3 separate regions of the Homo sapiens genome follow, and all the other regions are linked to region 3. A link is a loop called in an ENCODE intact Hi-C map of the cell type or tissue named here. Cell type or tissue: PC-3. All regions are shown on one strand. Each heading gives the region's core, and the rest is flanking DNA. Links, peaks and the distances in the headings are about the cores only.

The links. Peaks named below come from ENCODE experiments on the same cell type or tissue, not always from the same donor. Only the 100,000 strongest peaks of a DNase experiment are listed, where the experiment ranks them.
Region 1: a loop joins it to region 3, with 2.2 times the contacts of the local background. A loop is called at or near these places in 3 of 110 quality-filtered maps.
Region 2: a loop joins it to region 3, with 2.9 times the contacts of the local background. A loop is called at or near these places in 3 of 110 quality-filtered maps.

Annotation. Positions count from the first base shown.
Region 1 is chr2:226,022,130-226,027,633 of GRCh38, forward strand. No RefSeq gene overlaps it. Among named protein-coding and RNA genes, the nearest start is that of NYAP2, 630 kb to the left of the region's middle. In PC-3, for the core only: no CTCF peak of the experiment used is centred there; no DNase peak of the experiment used is centred there.
Region 2 is chr2:226,182,852-226,188,355 of GRCh38, forward strand. No RefSeq gene overlaps it. Among named protein-coding and RNA genes, the nearest start is that of MIR5702, 470 kb to the right of the region's middle. In PC-3, for the core only: no CTCF peak of the experiment used is centred there; a DNase peak (open chromatin) is centred at 3,040; H3K4me3 peaks cover 2,235 bases; H3K27ac peaks cover 3,765 bases.
Region 3 is chr2:225,886,723-225,892,226 of GRCh38, forward strand. LOC105373914 (a long non-coding RNA gene) reads right to left here and starts at 4,869. Exons shown (of 7, transcript XR_007088110.1): 1 at 4,789-4,869. It overlaps LOC107985992 (a long non-coding RNA gene), which reads left to right. Exons shown (of 3, transcript XR_001739907.2): 3 at 1-1,996. In PC-3, for the core only: a CTCF peak has its summit at 2,813; a DNase peak (open chromatin) is centred at 2,979; H3K27ac peaks cover 1,600 bases.

The DNA.
Region 1 (5,504 bases), core at 99-5,098, 140 kb after region 3:
GCCCGGTTTCTAACAGGCCATGGACCAACCAGTCCATGGCACGGGAGTTGGGGACCCCTGACATAAAGTATGGTCAAGATTTTACCATCATACCTGTTGAAACAAACCGTTTTTACTGTCTTTGTCTATATCTTCTGTTCTCTGAATAACATATGTAGATTTCAAGGGTTTGTTTTCTCAAATAATAATTATGTCTGTTCAGATGGCATACAGGTTCATATTTTGACAGGATAAAAGGCAAATAAAAGTTGACCAAAAAATCTATGAATTCTACTGAGAAGTATAACACTTTGTAGGTACCAACAGATGACTCTTCTCTCCTTGAGTACTTTTGTTCCAGGAACAGAGATTATAACCTACCTTAAGCCCTAAGATGCCTACTCATGATAGACATGTTAAAATTGACATTTAACAAAATTGAGCATTAAAAGAGGCATTATATTAAGTGCTAAGAAGTATCACCCATTTAAGGCCAGACACAGTGGCTCATGCCTGTAATCCCAGCATTTTGGGAGGCCGAGGCAGGCGAATCACGAGATCAGGAGATTGAGACCATCCTGGCCAACATGGTGAAACCCCATATCTACTAAAATGCTAAAAATTAGCCGGGTGTGTTGGCACACGCTTGTAGTCCCACCTACTCAGGAGGCTGAGACAGGGAAATCACTTGAACCCGGGAGGCGGAGGTTGCACTGAGCCGAGATCGTGCCACTGCACTCCAGCCTGGCAACAGAGCAAGATCCCGTCTCAAAAAAAGAAAAAAAAAAGAAATGTCACCAATTATCTTTGTAATATTGATAAAATAGTGAATGATGTTTAGAAACAATGACATAAACTTGCATTCAGATTAGTTTATTTGAATATGCTTATGCTCTGCTATATAAATTTAATACAGTGAAAAATAATGCTATTTGGAAAAAAAAATCCTTGAAGAGGTATCTAACGTAAAAGTAGATTAAAACTGTCTATATGTGTAGATGTGTGGCAGCTTTTTGCTTCGGAAATAGATGTATATGTAATATATGTTATACAAGTGATAAAATTTATTAAATATTTGTGAAATAAATTATAAAAATAGCTGTTTAAATGAAAAATAATTTTTCAAGAATACAGTAGAAATTATGTTAAAAAGACATAAATATGTTGGTCTTAGATTGGTATTATTATTGAATACACTTAATTTTAGACTTTTAAACTTTTACCTTGCACAGGAAGTCTATTTACCTGTGATAGACCACCTTGAAACAATATGAGGAAAAAAGGTTTATCTGATATTAGTAGTGTTATCTCTCATAGTAAAGAAAATAAATCCAGTTTCAGGGAGATTTGTGGGAGGAATAGTATCTTTGTGATGCACTTCCCCAAGCATGCTCACGTACGTACATATCAGCCAGTCATTTGATAGGGGTCGCCCCCAAGAAGGTGGCATGCCTACCACAAGGTGGCTTTCAACAACCGAGGGAAAATCCTGGAGCAGCATTTAACTGAGGAAGTCAGCCTCCAAAACCCTAGTAGCCGAGGGATGGAGTGTGTCTGGGAGACACACCACAGCATCCACTACACTGATCTTGTTAGGTGATTTCTTAAGAGGTGTCAATTGAGGAAAATGATGTGACAAGTCTCAATCATTTTAGGAGATTTATTTGCCAGAGTTAAGGACATGCCCAGGAGACAGATCTAAGCCTTTCTCCAAAGATGATTTTGAGGGCTCTAAATTTAAAGGGGAAAGGGTGGGAGATTGAGAAGTACATGGTTTTCATGTAAGTGACTCTGTATTTTTTTACATAAGATGACATAAACAAAAGGGTCAGAGGAAAAATGCAGGGAATCTGCATTTTACATAAGATAATACAGACAAAATAGGGTAGGGGAAGGATCAGATATGCATTTGTTTCTGGTGGGCTGGAGTAATTGCACCTGTAAAGATAAGCTATCAATTTCCATTGCCATGGGAAAATTTTAACAGCTCACTAGGAATTTCCTTGTGGGCAAAATGTGGGGGAGGCATGTAGCTTTTCATCTTGCAGCCATGTTATTCAGGAACTAAAAGGGGGAAGCAGGTTTGCATGACCCAGTTTCCAATTTGAGTTTTCCCTTTGGCTAAATGTGTTTGGGGTCCCAAAATTTAATTTCCTTTCACAGAGGTAAACCTTTATGTTTGCTCTTTCTTCTTCCACACTTTCATCAACATTTTGTTGTGTGCTTCTCCTTCCATGGCCTAGCTGCCACCATCCTGACCTTATCTTTGCAATTTTCCAAAGTCCTCAAAACCCTTCACAGAATATGCTGAATTTTTCTTTGCTTAAACTGAAATCTGACTCACCTCTGAGGATATAACTTTCAGCTCTAGTGACAACTACATGTTTTCCTCTACCATACTGGCACATGGCAATTCACATGGATCAGCCTTGTCCTTTATCCTCACTGCCGGAGCTTTTTTTCTTCCCTCCTTGGAAACTCTTAACTGGAAATGTTCTCCTCTACTCGTCCTTCTTTCTACCAGCTAACGAAGTCCTTCTCACAAAGATGGCGGCACATGCCTCATGGTATTATTCTGTAGCCCACATCCTGGCCCCATCCAGGTGACTTCATAGCCACACGCACAATTTATGAAATGTTCTAGTCTCTTCATACTTAAAGAGTGGTCCAGGCCGGGTGCGGTGGCTCACGCCTGTAATCCCAGCACTTTGGGAGGCTGAGGCGGGTGGAACATGTGGTCAACACTACCCCGTCTCTACTAGAAATACAAAAATAAGCTGTGCATGGTGGCAGGCACCTGTAGTCCCAGCTCCTCGGGAGGCTGAGGCAAGAGAATCGCTTGAACCCGGGAAGTGGAGGTTGCAATGAGACGAGATGGTGCCATTGCACTCCAGCCTGGGCGCAGAGCCAGACTCCATCTCAAAAAAAAAAAGAGAGTGGTCCACAGGCCAGCGACATTGGCATCACCTCGGAACTTTGTAGAATTCAGAAATTCATCCCCTTACAGGGCTACAGACTTAGAAACAAAATTTTAATAAGATCTTGAGGTGCGTGGTACACATATTGAAGTTAGAAAAGCTCTGTCCTAGACTCTTTATTCCTTGACATAGTCATCTATGATCTTCACAGGCCCTCTGCTTTAGGACATCTGTTCTTTGACTGCATCAAGCTCGACATTGAGACGTCTAGACCATTGGTCCTTTAATTTCTTCTCACAAATTGACACCCTTTCGGTTGCTGTTGTTCCTCATGAAACTCTTGGAAGGACCTGTAACTCTAACTTGCCAGGTGAGATGTTCCCTAAATTGCCAAAGAGCATCTATATTACCTTTAGTGCTATAAAAAATTAGCAAAGTCAAGTGAAGCTGGGGTGGTGTGTACAGTGCTTGAGCTTGCCCCATTTCTCATCTTTGACTTTAGTTTCTGACTTAAATTGAAATAGACGATTAATATTTACATCATTGTTTATAGTTTATGAAGCAATTTTAGACACATTACCTCATTTGTCTATAAAGTTGTACAGTAGAAAAAGCATTCCATTTTACAATCAGACAGTTCAGATTGAGAGAGGAAAGGCATGTAAGGTATTCAGATCTCATAATCAATCAGGGACTCAACCTCAGATCCTCTGATTCCTACTTCAGCCCATATTCTATGGCACTTAAAATACTGCCATTTATTCTAGTATTTCATGCCTATTAGAACATCATGTGATTTGACATGAAAACAAATGAACTTATACTTCTCTAATCTGAATTTGTATTACCTGAATAAAGGAATGGGATTTTACCTACGAATCCTTTTACATTGTAATATAATTCCATTCAATGAAATATTAGAGTGAATTATTTAAATATCATAACATTAAAAATGACAAAAGTCAGCTTTAATAGAATTGACTTATTCCATCATTTTGTCTCCGTAATTCTAGAGGATATATATATTTATTTCTTCATCTTGTTTGGCTGTTTAGCAGTAGACATGCTGTTATTTTGGTAAGTCTTACTTATTTATAATTCTTGACACAGATGGAATCAAAATCTTGGTTTTAACTATTTCTAGACTTTCTGTGATAGGAACCAAGAATCACACAGCATAGTCTTTGTTACCATTCAGATAGACTGTTTGGATATATTCAAGTTATCTATTTCATTTCCACCATTTGTAACAGACACTATTAGGTATTATGACCCAAATGTTCAATTAGAAATGATCTTGTTTTTGAGGAATTTACAACCTACTGTGGGAGACAACAATGTAAGACAGTAATAGAGTCTTTGATAATGATAACAGAATAGAAAGTAATTCAAAATATGAGACTGTCAGAAGAGGGAAGGGCAAATTAGCAGAAGAAATTTACAGAAGAAAGAGCATTTGACTTGAATCTTGAAAAGTCAGAGCCATAATGAAGGGAACGGCATGTTAGTCACTAGAGAAAAACATGACAGTGGCTTCACAGCAGGTAAGTAAAATGGAGGGTGATGTGGTTTGGCTGTGTCCCCATCCAAATTTTATCTTGAATTGTAGTTCCATAATCCCCACATGTTATGGGAAGGACCAGGTGGAGATAATTGAATCATGGGGGTGGTTTCCCCCATCTTGTTCTTATGATAGTGAGTGAGTTATCATGAGATCTGATGGTTATATGAGGTCCTTCCCCCTTTGCTGAGCACTGGTTCTTCTCTCTTCTGCCACCATGTGAAGAAGGATGTGTTTGCTTCCCCTTCCACCATGATTGTAGGTTTCCTGCGGCCTACCCAGCCATGCTGAACTGTGAGTCAATAGTCAATTAATCCTCTTTTCTTTATAAATGCCCAAGTCTTGGGTATGCCTTTGCTATAATAGCAGTGTGAGAACAGACTAATACGGAGGGCTTGAGCCGTGACATGGCACTGACAAATTCGAGGAGAAAAAGGAGGTCAGCATAGATGTTGATGATATGGAAAAGTCAGCTGAGATAAAAATCACAAAGTTACTCAATGAGTGAAAAGAGTGTGGCTATTCAGATGTAGGTTTTCACGTACTGGTAGCATGAATAAATCTGCCAAGAAGCTTTGGAAAATACCAAGATGAGGAACAACAAAGACTGAGAAAATAAGTTAGGAGACCGTTTTTCATAAGGAGACTATGGAGGCCTAAAATAGGAGAGTAGTAGATAGAATGGGAAGGATAATATGAATTGAAAGACACTTCAGAAGCAAAATCAATAAGATGCATTCATCTATTTTATGTAAGGAGGGGAGAGAGAACATGCCAAAGAGAAACCAAAGAATACTACATGTTCTAAATAAACTGGAGAAGTTGGTTTCCAGTGCTACTCTATGAGCAAGTGCCCAATACTATAAATCTCAGAGCCCCCATGTATTAGTCTGTTCTCACGCTGCTAATAAAGGCCTACCTGAGACTGGGTAACTTATAACAGAAAGAGGTTTAATTGACTCACAGTTCCACATGGCTGGGGAGGCCTCACAATCATGTCAGAAGGCGAATGAGGAGCAAAGGTTCATCTTGCATGGTGGCAGACA
Region 2 (5,504 bases), core at 310-5,309, 300 kb after region 3:
GTGCCTGCTATATAATAGGAAGTCCATTTATATCTACTCTCTCCACCTTTACCCTTTGTCCCGTTGCCTGGCTTATTATAATAGCCTTCTAAACTGTCTCCCTGCTTCTTCCCTTGCCGCCCTTAAATCAACTCTCAACATAACAGCCAGGATTATTTTGTTAAAAGTTATACAAGATTCTGTCATTTTTCTGTTCAAAAATCCCTAGCAGCCTCCCCCATCTCAAAGTAAAAGCCAAAGTCCTTATAATAAACTATGGCTTTGTAAGATCTGGCTTCCTTCACTTCTCTAAACTTATCTCCTACTATCTGTACTCCGGGCACACTGACCTCCTTGGTACTCTTGAACACTCTACATTCACGATCCCTAGGACCTTTGCTCTTGCTGTACTCTTTGCTTGGACAGTTTTTCCCTCAAATATCTACAAAGCTTTTATCTTACTTCCTTCCCTTGTGTGCTCAAAAGTCACATATTGAGGTCTTCTCTTTTACTCCATGTAAAATTGAAACTCTGTCATCATATTCTGTCCCTTTACAGTGCTTTTTATCCTTAGAGCTCATTGCTATTTAACTTTTTTTTACTTATATATTTTATTTGTTTATCTCCTCTTACTGAACTACTACCTTTATAAAGCTACGATTTTGTATTCACTACTGAATCCTTGGTCCCTGGAATATGCCTGGCACATACGAGTTGTTCAATTAATACTGAATGAATAAATGAATAACGGGGAAAGTGAACATGATAAGTAGTTGTTATTTATGCAACCACTTATTTGGGCATTCATTAGATCATAGTTATATTTTTGATGGTCTCGTGGATATCAGAATGACTTAAAACTTTAAAAATAAAATATTCCCAAAGCTACTGATGCAACCATCTGAAAAAATAGAAGATGATGTAAGACATGCACATGACTAGAGTCAGACCACTAACTCTGAAGATCCTAATTCCTGAAGCTAGTTTTAAAATATTAAACATAATTTTTGCTTTGCATAAAGCAAGGCACAAGAATTCCTAGAGGGCAAAATCAGATCTAGACTTGGTGTTGCATTTATGGAGGAGCGAAGCACAGACCCCCTTTGCTGGAGTTTGTCACACGAGGAGCTTCTCAAGACTCCAGGGGAACAATAGTGCCTCTTTGCTGCTGGTGTGGTCTTGTGGTTCTTGAGGAAAGCAATGGTTTTGCTAAAGTTATTACAAATATTTAAAAATTATTCAGTTCTAAGTTTCAATGTGTGTTTTTAAAAATTACTTCACTCTAGCTTAATAACATTTCCAAAGAAATCTCTAAGAAAAAACAAGACTTCTGGAGGGAGCTAGATAAGAAGGGCTGAGGAGAAGATAGGTGATTTCCGGCTGCCATGTCATTATTAACCACGAATAGAAGAAAAGAAATGCACAAGGAATAAAATTAATGTCTTTAAAAGATATGGATACATGTTAACATCAAAGAATTTTGAGCTCAGGATATGTATTTTACAATTTTAGCTAAATCTTGAATTATATGAATCTTTAAAATGTCAAGATGTGGCAAATAGGCTTCGCAATCATGGTTTGTCATCTCGTCAATGCTCTTGACTTTTGAGTTTTCATGTAGAGAAGACATTCCTTTTGCTATCATCCTTCTGATAAAATTAGCTATGTGTGTTGTGTAGCAGTATTTCCATCCACACACAAGGGTGTGACTTGGCATTCTTTGTTACAACTGCTACTCAACCACTTATTTAAAATAAAAGTCTAAAACTGAAATCCTCTAATGAGTTGGAAAAGTTTTGCTTTAAAAATTATCCTTTTAGAGTGATTTCCAGTGCCATTTAGGGGATATAAGGAAGGAAATTCCAAGGTGTCTGTATTTTATCTGCAAATAAAACGATCATGTGACCACATGCCTGTTTGATCTGTGCCTGGTAGCTTAGCATGGCTACAGCAAAAGACGCACTTGCTATAATCATTTCAACCCCCACCCAACCCAAATCATCAACATTTCTCATCAAAGGAGAACATTTACATGCTCTGAAACATTGAATGAAAATAAGTGAAAACCTCTTCAGATATTTGTTTTAAAAATTCTCTGAGAGTACATAGAGTTTGGATCATGAAAGCAGAACTCAATTCATACTTCTGATCCTTCCCGGTTTCACATTTTTAAAAAATGTTATTTCACCACCTCCATGATCAGAAGGCGATGAGCTTGCTTTGTTTCCCAACTGACCTATTCATATCAAGTTAGTTACACTCACTTAAGTCTCCCCACCACCTTTGGCCAATCCCACAGAGCCCTCCTATGGAGCTGGAAACTCATATAGAGACTTTTGTTTTTTATAGAGAATTCAATAGCTCAATGCCACAAGACACCCTTTCTTATTAAAACGAGAAAGAAATGCATGGAAGTTGTTAAAAACAAATCATTTTCCATTAGTAAAAGTTACATGATTGGAAAGAGAAGAGCACATTGCTGTAATTACCAGTACATTAAGCAGGGGATGAACAGCTGCGTGAACTTGGAGTCAGTAGAATAACAGCCACCGAGCCAGCTTCCCCATATGGTCCAAGCAAGGAGGTGGGGCTTCTAGCTGCCTGGGGGTTGGGGAGAGGTGAGGAGGGGGCAAACGAATCCCATTCAAGTAGGAAATGTAAGCCAAGAAATGTCTGGCTTCCCAATCCAAACCCAGATTTCTCTGTGCTGCACTGGAAAAATCCCCCTGGCCTCCATAACAAAAACCTCTAAAATCAATGTTGTCTTTTCCTAAAGAGAGCAAAATGTGAGCGTTTTCAGACTTTTGGCTACATTGCTACTAATAGAAAAGACGACCTCAGAAGGACTTAGTCACTTCCTCAGCTTTTTGGGGTGTGGCTATGACTTGGAATTATTGGTATCACTTAGTAAACACTGTTTGATCTAGCATTTGCCTTCTCTCCCAATTAAAAATAGAGTCTGGCCAACAATGACAGGTCCCCACCACCAGGTATTGGCCTCAGTCTGTTTCAGTGAAAAGCATTACAGCCTTCTAATTGGCATTCTCTTCAGAATTTGGCAAATTTGGTCAAAGCAGACCAGCACTATAGTAACCTTTCATTATCAATGCAAATCCTAACAGAAAAGCATTCCATTCTTCTTACATTGTACGTCATAAATGAAACACAATAAATTTTATTGTGAAACCTCCTAGGAAGACATTCCTGAATAGACAAAGCAGAAAATGCTTGCATTATACTAAACAGAGCTAAAATTTGATAGTTGCTGGAAGGGTTGGCTATAAGGAATCTAGCTGTTTACAGGGGAAATACCAAATAGGCTACATCATTTGCAAGGAGATGTTTTTGTAAGTACCATGTCCAAAACCATTTGGGTTTCAACTATATGAAGGTTATTATTGCAGAGAATGGTGACCAGCTGTTCTTCATTGCCTCCGAAAACAGAATGAGAGAAAAAATGGCATTAAAGTGGAATTGGAAGAATTGAAGCTTCCTAAAAATTTGAGTTTGTTAACAGGAGAAGGATCCACACTAGGGAGTTATAAAATGAATGCCTTTCATTTTCTGTTGCTTTTAGAAATAAAAAGTGGCACTTTTAAGACAATTCAGGTAAAATTTTGTCCATCAATAAAATACTGAATTTGATAATCTTACAAATTTCTATTAAAAATAATTTCAAAAATATTTAAGAAATATGACTATTGGAAATTAGGCTATGTCTGGAGAATAATTCATCCAGTCATGCTATGGTGTCAGGGAATATTGTAAAATGAGAGAGTATTATTAAAAGAATCCTGTCGGAAATGTGTGCATTTCATGCCATAGATTTATGCAGGCATATTCTAGGAAGAAGGATAATGACTTCCCTGTAAATTAATATTGTCTTCAGAAATATCTAAATTTACAAATAAAAGATAAACAGCCTGGGCACGGTGGCTCACGCCTGTAATCCCAACACTTTGGGAGGCGGAGGAGGGCGGATCACCTGAGGTCAGGATCACCTGAGCTCAAGACCAGCCTGGCCAACATGGTGAAACCCTGTCTCTGCTAAAAATACAAAAATTAGCTGGGTGTGGTGATGCATGCCTGTATTCCCAGCTACTTGGGAGTCTGAGGTAGGACAATCACTTGAACCCAGGAGGCAGAGGTTGCAGTGAGCCGGGATTGTGCCACTGCACTCCAGCCTAGGTGACAGAGAGAGAATTCATCTCAAAAAAAGAAAAAAGAAAAAAAAAAAAAAGAAAAACAATAGTATTCTACTCAATAGAATAGACACACTGCTATCTCTTAGAAAATTATTAGATTGATGAATACATAGATGTAAAAACATCATTTGGTGGGTATCAGGATTTCCACTGATAGTTGATTTGTGGACTCTCAAGAAATTTATACCTGTATTCAAACACATACTGTGATATTAACTTGCAGGACTTTCTTAATAAACCAACTGTGGGAAGGACACACATTCCTAGACTTTCATTCACAGGGCAAATCCATCATTGCCAGACTTCTGCTTTCCATAGAACACTCACTTTTCTGTTTTCTATTCAACTTGAATGAAAATTTCTACTAGATCTCATTCCAAATCCTCCCATGGGACAGAGCTACCTTTCAGCAATCAGTGCTTTACCAAGGGCCGCACTCAAATTTGAACATCTCAGTAGACATGGAATCAGAAGCGAGGGATTACTGAATTTCACTCTGAAAGCTTTTCTTCTCAGATACTGTAATAAAAAAGCACCACCTTCATCTCAGATGATTTGCAGCTTTTCTGACAGCTAACGTTTATCTCTGTGACTCTTGCATTCTAGGGAAAAAATACAATTTGTAGATAACTTTAAATATTTACCTTTTTTTTTCCAAGCAGGAAGCAAAGGGTAAAACAACCACACACACACACACACACACACACACACACACTCACACGCACACAAAGTTTCACTACATAGATACATCTTGATTTAAAATTCCTGGGCACTTAGGCTGCATGTCATGGCCCTCTGCGTGAGTTAAGTGGAGTCAGAGATTTCTGCCAAGTTATAGAGCTGGTTACTTACTTCAGGAAATATTCAGTTATTTCATTTGAAGTATGAAATTGCAGGAGCATCCAAAAGTTTACCAGGGTCTAAAACTACAAGTGAGCTTGTTATTTGTCTCTACTCTTTATCCTTCTATGGAGTAGTTCCAAGGGATCCTTTGAACCAGCTGCCCAGTTTTCATCCCTGTAAATAAATTTTTCTTCACACAGTACAGGGTCAACTTCTGAAGAAGAGACCGTTTATCATGGTAGTTAAAAGCACAGACTCAACCCAGACTGAATGGGCTCTAATTTCAGTTTTGCCTCTTAACAGCTGTGTGCCCTTTGGGTAAGATACTTAACCTCTCTGAGCCTCAGTTTCTTCCCCTGTAAAACTGGGATTTAATAGCATCTTTCTTAATTGGTTGTTTTGAGGATTTTAAAAAGTACTCAGAATCTTACCAGACTGTTTGCCCACAGCTCAGTAAATATGCACAGAGGTTGAGAA
Region 3 (5,504 bases), core at 139-5,138:
ACTAGCTCCTAGGCAAACGTGAGCTTAAAGCAGCATCTAGGGCCTAAAAGGAGGCATCAACCTTGTAGGAAAAGAAAGAAAAGCAACAGGTAAATTACAAAGAATATGTAAGTAAACATACCCAATAAAAACCAAAACAAGCCAGACAAAGAAGACTGGAATAAATAACTCATCCTTTAATGCAAAGACATAGACATACATCCACAAGAAACTACAGCAAACAGGGACCTCCTTAAATGGACAAAGAAAGAAACCAGTGGCTGACCTTAAAGAGACAACAACATGTGAAGAGACAATCAACAAAACAAAGTGAAGAGACAACCCACAGAATGGGAGAACATCTTTGCAAACTATCAGTCTGACAGAATTAATAAGCAAAATATATAAGGAACTCAAACAATTCAATACCAAAAAAAGCAAATAATCTGATCTTTTTAATTGGCAAAATATCTGAATAGATATTTTTCAAAAAGGACATGCAAATGACTGAGAAGTCAATGAAAAGTGTTCAACATCACTAATCATCAGAGAAATGCAAGTCAAAATGAGATATCATCTCGCCCCAGTTAAAATGGCTTTTATCAAAAAGGCAGGAAATAAGGGGTGCTGGTGAGGATATGAAGACAGGGGGATACTTGTACACTGTTGGTAGGAATGTAAATTAGTGCAGTCACTATAGAAAACTGTATGGAGGTTCTTTAAAAACTAAAAATCCAACTTCCATATGATTCAGCAATTTCACTATTGGGTATGTATCCAAAAGAAAGAAAATACATAGAGGACATACCTGCACTCCCATGTTTATTGCAGCACTAGGGACAACAGCCAACATATGGAATCAACCTAAGTGCCCATCGGTGGATGACTGGATAGACAAAATGTGGTATATGTACACAGTGGAATATTGTTCAGCCATAAAAAAATGAAATCCAGTCACTTGCAACAACATGGATGGAACTGGAGGTCATTACATTAAGTGAAATAAAACAAGCACAGAAAAACAAATATTTCATGTTCTTATTCATATGTGGGAACTTAAAAAAAAGTGGATCTCATGAAGATAGCAAGTAGATTGGTGGTCACCAGAGGCTGGGAAGGGTAGAAGGGAGGAAAAATGAAGAGTAGTTGATTAATGGGTGCTAATATACAGTTAAATAGAAAAAATAAGACCTAACATTTGATAGATGAGTAGCATGATTCTATTGTTTATTTCAAAATAGCAAGAAAAGAATAATTTGAATGTTTTTAGCATAAAGAAAAGACAAATATTTAAGGTGATGTATACCCAATCACACTGTATGGCAGTTAATATTAGGTGTCAACTTGATTGGATTGAAGGATGCCTAAATAGCCGTATTGGGTCTGACTATGTCTGTGAGGGTGTTGCCACAGGAGATTAACATTTGAGTTACTGGACTGGGAGAGGAAGACTCACCCTCAATGTGGGTGGGCACCACCCAATCAGCTGCCAGTGCAGCTAGAACAAAGCTGGCAGAAGGTGGGAGAAGAGGGCTTGCTGAGTCTTCTGGCTTTCATCTTTCTCCCATGCTGGATGCTTCCATCCCTTATTCCTGCCCTTGGACATCAGACTCCAGGTTCTTTGGCCTTTGGACTCTTGGACTTACACCAGTGATTTGCCGGGGGGCTCTTGGGCCTTGAAGCTGCACTGTTTGATTCCCTATTTCTGAGGCTTTTGGACTCGGACTGAGCCATTACTGGCTTCTTTCCTCCTCAGCTTGCAGATGGCCTATTGTGGGACTTCACCTTGGGATTTTTTGAGTCAATTCTTCATAATAAGCTCCCCTTCATATATGCATATATCCTATTAGTTCTGTCCCTTTGGAGAACCCTAATATACACTGATTTGATCTTTATAAATTATATGAAAGTATGATATTACCCCATATACCCCAGAATTATGTACATCTATTATGTCAATAAAAAATTAATTAAAAATTTTCAAACTCTTCTTGCAATAAAAATAATCAACTGTCAATTTTCTCTATGTCTTATTTGATGTATGCCCCCTATAGTTATGTGACCTTGGACAGATCCCATAATCACCTTAGACTATATCACAATTATATCACAAATAATATATTATTTATTTGTGAAATATCACATTTGATCACTAGATGATGTCTAAAGCCACTCTGTCAATGAACATCTACAGTTCCATGAGTTTATATTCTGCTTTCCTTCATAGCAATTCCTGTAATTTGTAATAATCCATCCTGTTATTGTTGCTTTTTGAAGTCTCTCTCTCTTCATACTAGATTATAAACTCCATGAGGGCAGAGACCATCTCTGCCTTTTTTACCACTATTAGCTCAGTATCCAGTAGAATGTCTTAGATGTAATTAGGCAAATAAAGTTTTTATTTGTTTGTTTGGCTTTTATTACAAATGTTACATATGCCTTTGGTTTTAATGAAACATCATCTAGATTAATAGCTTTAAACAGGCATGACCTTGCTTTTGTCCAAGCTCAAATGTCTGTGTGCATGTCTAGACATAACACATAATATGTATTCTATATGTATACATTTTCCTTGAATTGGAAATATGCTTTGGTGTTGATAGTTTAAAATCTATGCAAATCATTCTATCAAATCATTGTAAATTAAAAAAAACTACTAAGCTCATATGTCTGGCATGCTAAAACATGTAAAGTTTTATGAGTTGAACAGAGGGTAGTAATTCAGTGATGGGTACATATTTTTAGATGATTTTTGTAGCTCAAAATTGATATGAAACAAAATATTACTAATGATAGTTGAATTTTTAAGCAGTTCCGCCTTTTGCCTCTAGATGTCTCACCTGGAATTCCCATTGTATAATAGAAGATCTTCTGATGCAACACCCCACTATAGGGCTTGGCTGAAATGTCATCTTGGGAACTCAAAGAGTAAACCATGTGAATTTAACTGCAATTGGGTCAAAACATTCCATCAGTATTTTTTTAACTTTCTGGAAAAATGCAAATAACAGATGGTGGGAGAATAGGCAGATTTATGAGAAAAGTGACTTTGTATTAGTCATTCTGATGAGCCACATCCCAAGGAGCCCTGCCTTTTTGGCTATGATGAACAGTTTCCAGGTGTAACCCCTGGTGTTGGGAAAGTAATATTTAAGACAATGGCCATCAGCCCATCTTAAAAGCTTTTTTTCCACTTCAAACATAATTTATATCATTTATATCCCAGTTGGTGAGGTATGGAATTCAACATATTAATATATGACTTTAGGATATGACTTATGTAAGAAAAGTAATAATTTTACCCTAAAAAAGAAAATATTCTATGAGTTCAACCAAAAACAAAGTAACAGTTTTATTTCTTGAGAGGATAGGAAACATTTTGGCAATGGGCAGAAACAGGAGTTTATTAAAATTTGTGAACATACGTAATGAGACATAATTCTCTTGTAAATATCCCTATTAGTAAAAATGTTTCCCAATACCATATGTTATATAGATTGATATATACTATATGTGCTAATACTATGATAATATTTAGTCTATAAGAGAAAAGTGAAAAACAAAAAAAAAACAGATGGCCTGAAATGGATTAGAAGTAATATTCTGTTTCAGGTGACATTCAAACTACTTCAAAGTGGTGTAGAATATATTCTATTTGGGTGTCTTTAGATATGCTGAGCTTCTACCACAAAATCTACATTTCTCTAAAGTAAGGAAGAAAGGGATACCTTTTCATCCCTGAAATAGTTCTGGCCAAAACAGACAATTAGTATTTATTTGTTGAGAAAAATGAATGAATGAATGAAAGGGGAGCAGAATCTGATTATTTTCTTGCATATTTACTAAATAAATGCTTGCTTTCTTTGTAGTTCTTAAAATTATACTAGGCTTAAGTTTCTATGTTTTTTAAATTTCGTTTGTTTTATTTCAATTTTTAATTATTTTAATTTTTGGCAAAACGTATGATTCTCAAAATATGTCGTATAACTAATCACGTTGATAGATAAAAAATAACCACAAGCAAGCAACCACACAAACAAGCAGTGTGCCCCACTTTCCATCTGCTTTTGTTTTATTTTCACGAGTTATCTTTTTTTTTAGTTGATTCTAGTCAGTTTGGGTCACTTAAGTTACATGTAACAAATACTGTATGTCACTTTTATATTTAAATATATTTTCAAAGAATCATCGCTAACTACTTAATCATCTCTGAATTTCGGAGCCTGGCATGGAAATCTCTCCCCAAACTAGTTTCATCCTCCTTATCTAGTATTTTCTTCCACACTAACAATTGAAAAAACAAGCTAAGGTCTCTCCGCCTAATTACCTACTGTGGTAAATAATTGTTCAATTCAATTATTACCTACTTACTTCATATGCTTGTTCTGGTTCACTCAGGTAGATGTGATCAAATCTATTCCTACTTAAGAAAATTGAAGGACCATTATTTGCCTAAGGTCTTAACCGTCTGCCTAGACTTTAAAGTCACTGAGGTTAGCAACTGTGACTTATTCCTAGAAACACTGTTTGGCCTTCAACAAAAGTTGGTAAAAGTAAATTGAATTCCATTTGCCAATCTACCAGTTAAAGAGAGACATATGACTGACATTATCAGTGGAAGGAGTAATGGTACAGGTCTAATAAGCTCTTAATGAGAAGTAGAATGTCAGTGATAAGAGAGAAAGAGAGGCACAGAGAGAAGTTTGTGAAAAAAGAGAGATGAGAGAGAGTTACAAGAGGAAAAGAGGAACAGAGGGACAAAGAGGAATGGAATGAGCAGCAAAAAGGATAACTGGGCTTCTCCCTTACCCCTGAATAGTATTGTGTCTGGTATCTTCTGTCTCAGCTCTCTCTCATCTTTCGTATTTTGTATAATGGCGACGTTTGGGCTTCCAGTGAACCCATCGCCCAATAGTGAACCGACTTCTTCTTAGAAGTTCACTGGGAACCAATCAGCCTTTAAAGTCTTTGGGAATCTAGCCGGGAGCCAACCAGGGATCAGCCCCTGCTCTGCAGGTCCGGAGAAGAGAGGAGGGTGAGACAACTACCTCACCCTGTGTCCCTTCCCTTGCACAATTTGATATTCTAGTAGCTTCAAAGGTCCTTTTCTCCCAAATAGTATCCACTTCTCAGAGCATAGACTGAGTGCTTGGTCCACAGGGCAGCTGGAATTCTCTAGGAGGCTACAGATCAAAATCCAGGGGCTTACACTTGCCTGTAAAGTTGGAAAGTATTTAAATTTTAAATCATTTGTGATCTTGGATGATTCACTTACATTCTCTTGGTCTCAATTTTCAAATTCTAAAGGGATTTCCAATTCTATGCTGGATTTGTTGCAGAACTCTTTTAAGTATGAGGTCCTATTATTCAATTCTGGAACTCAGAGTCGGGTATTCAATCTAATCCCCTTATCATGATGGCTCAATTAAATTTATTTCTAATGTAATAATGATTATGTAGAGAAATTTATATCACAGATAGGTATAATCTAATTTTTAAAATAAATATGTAAAGTAGTTATTAGA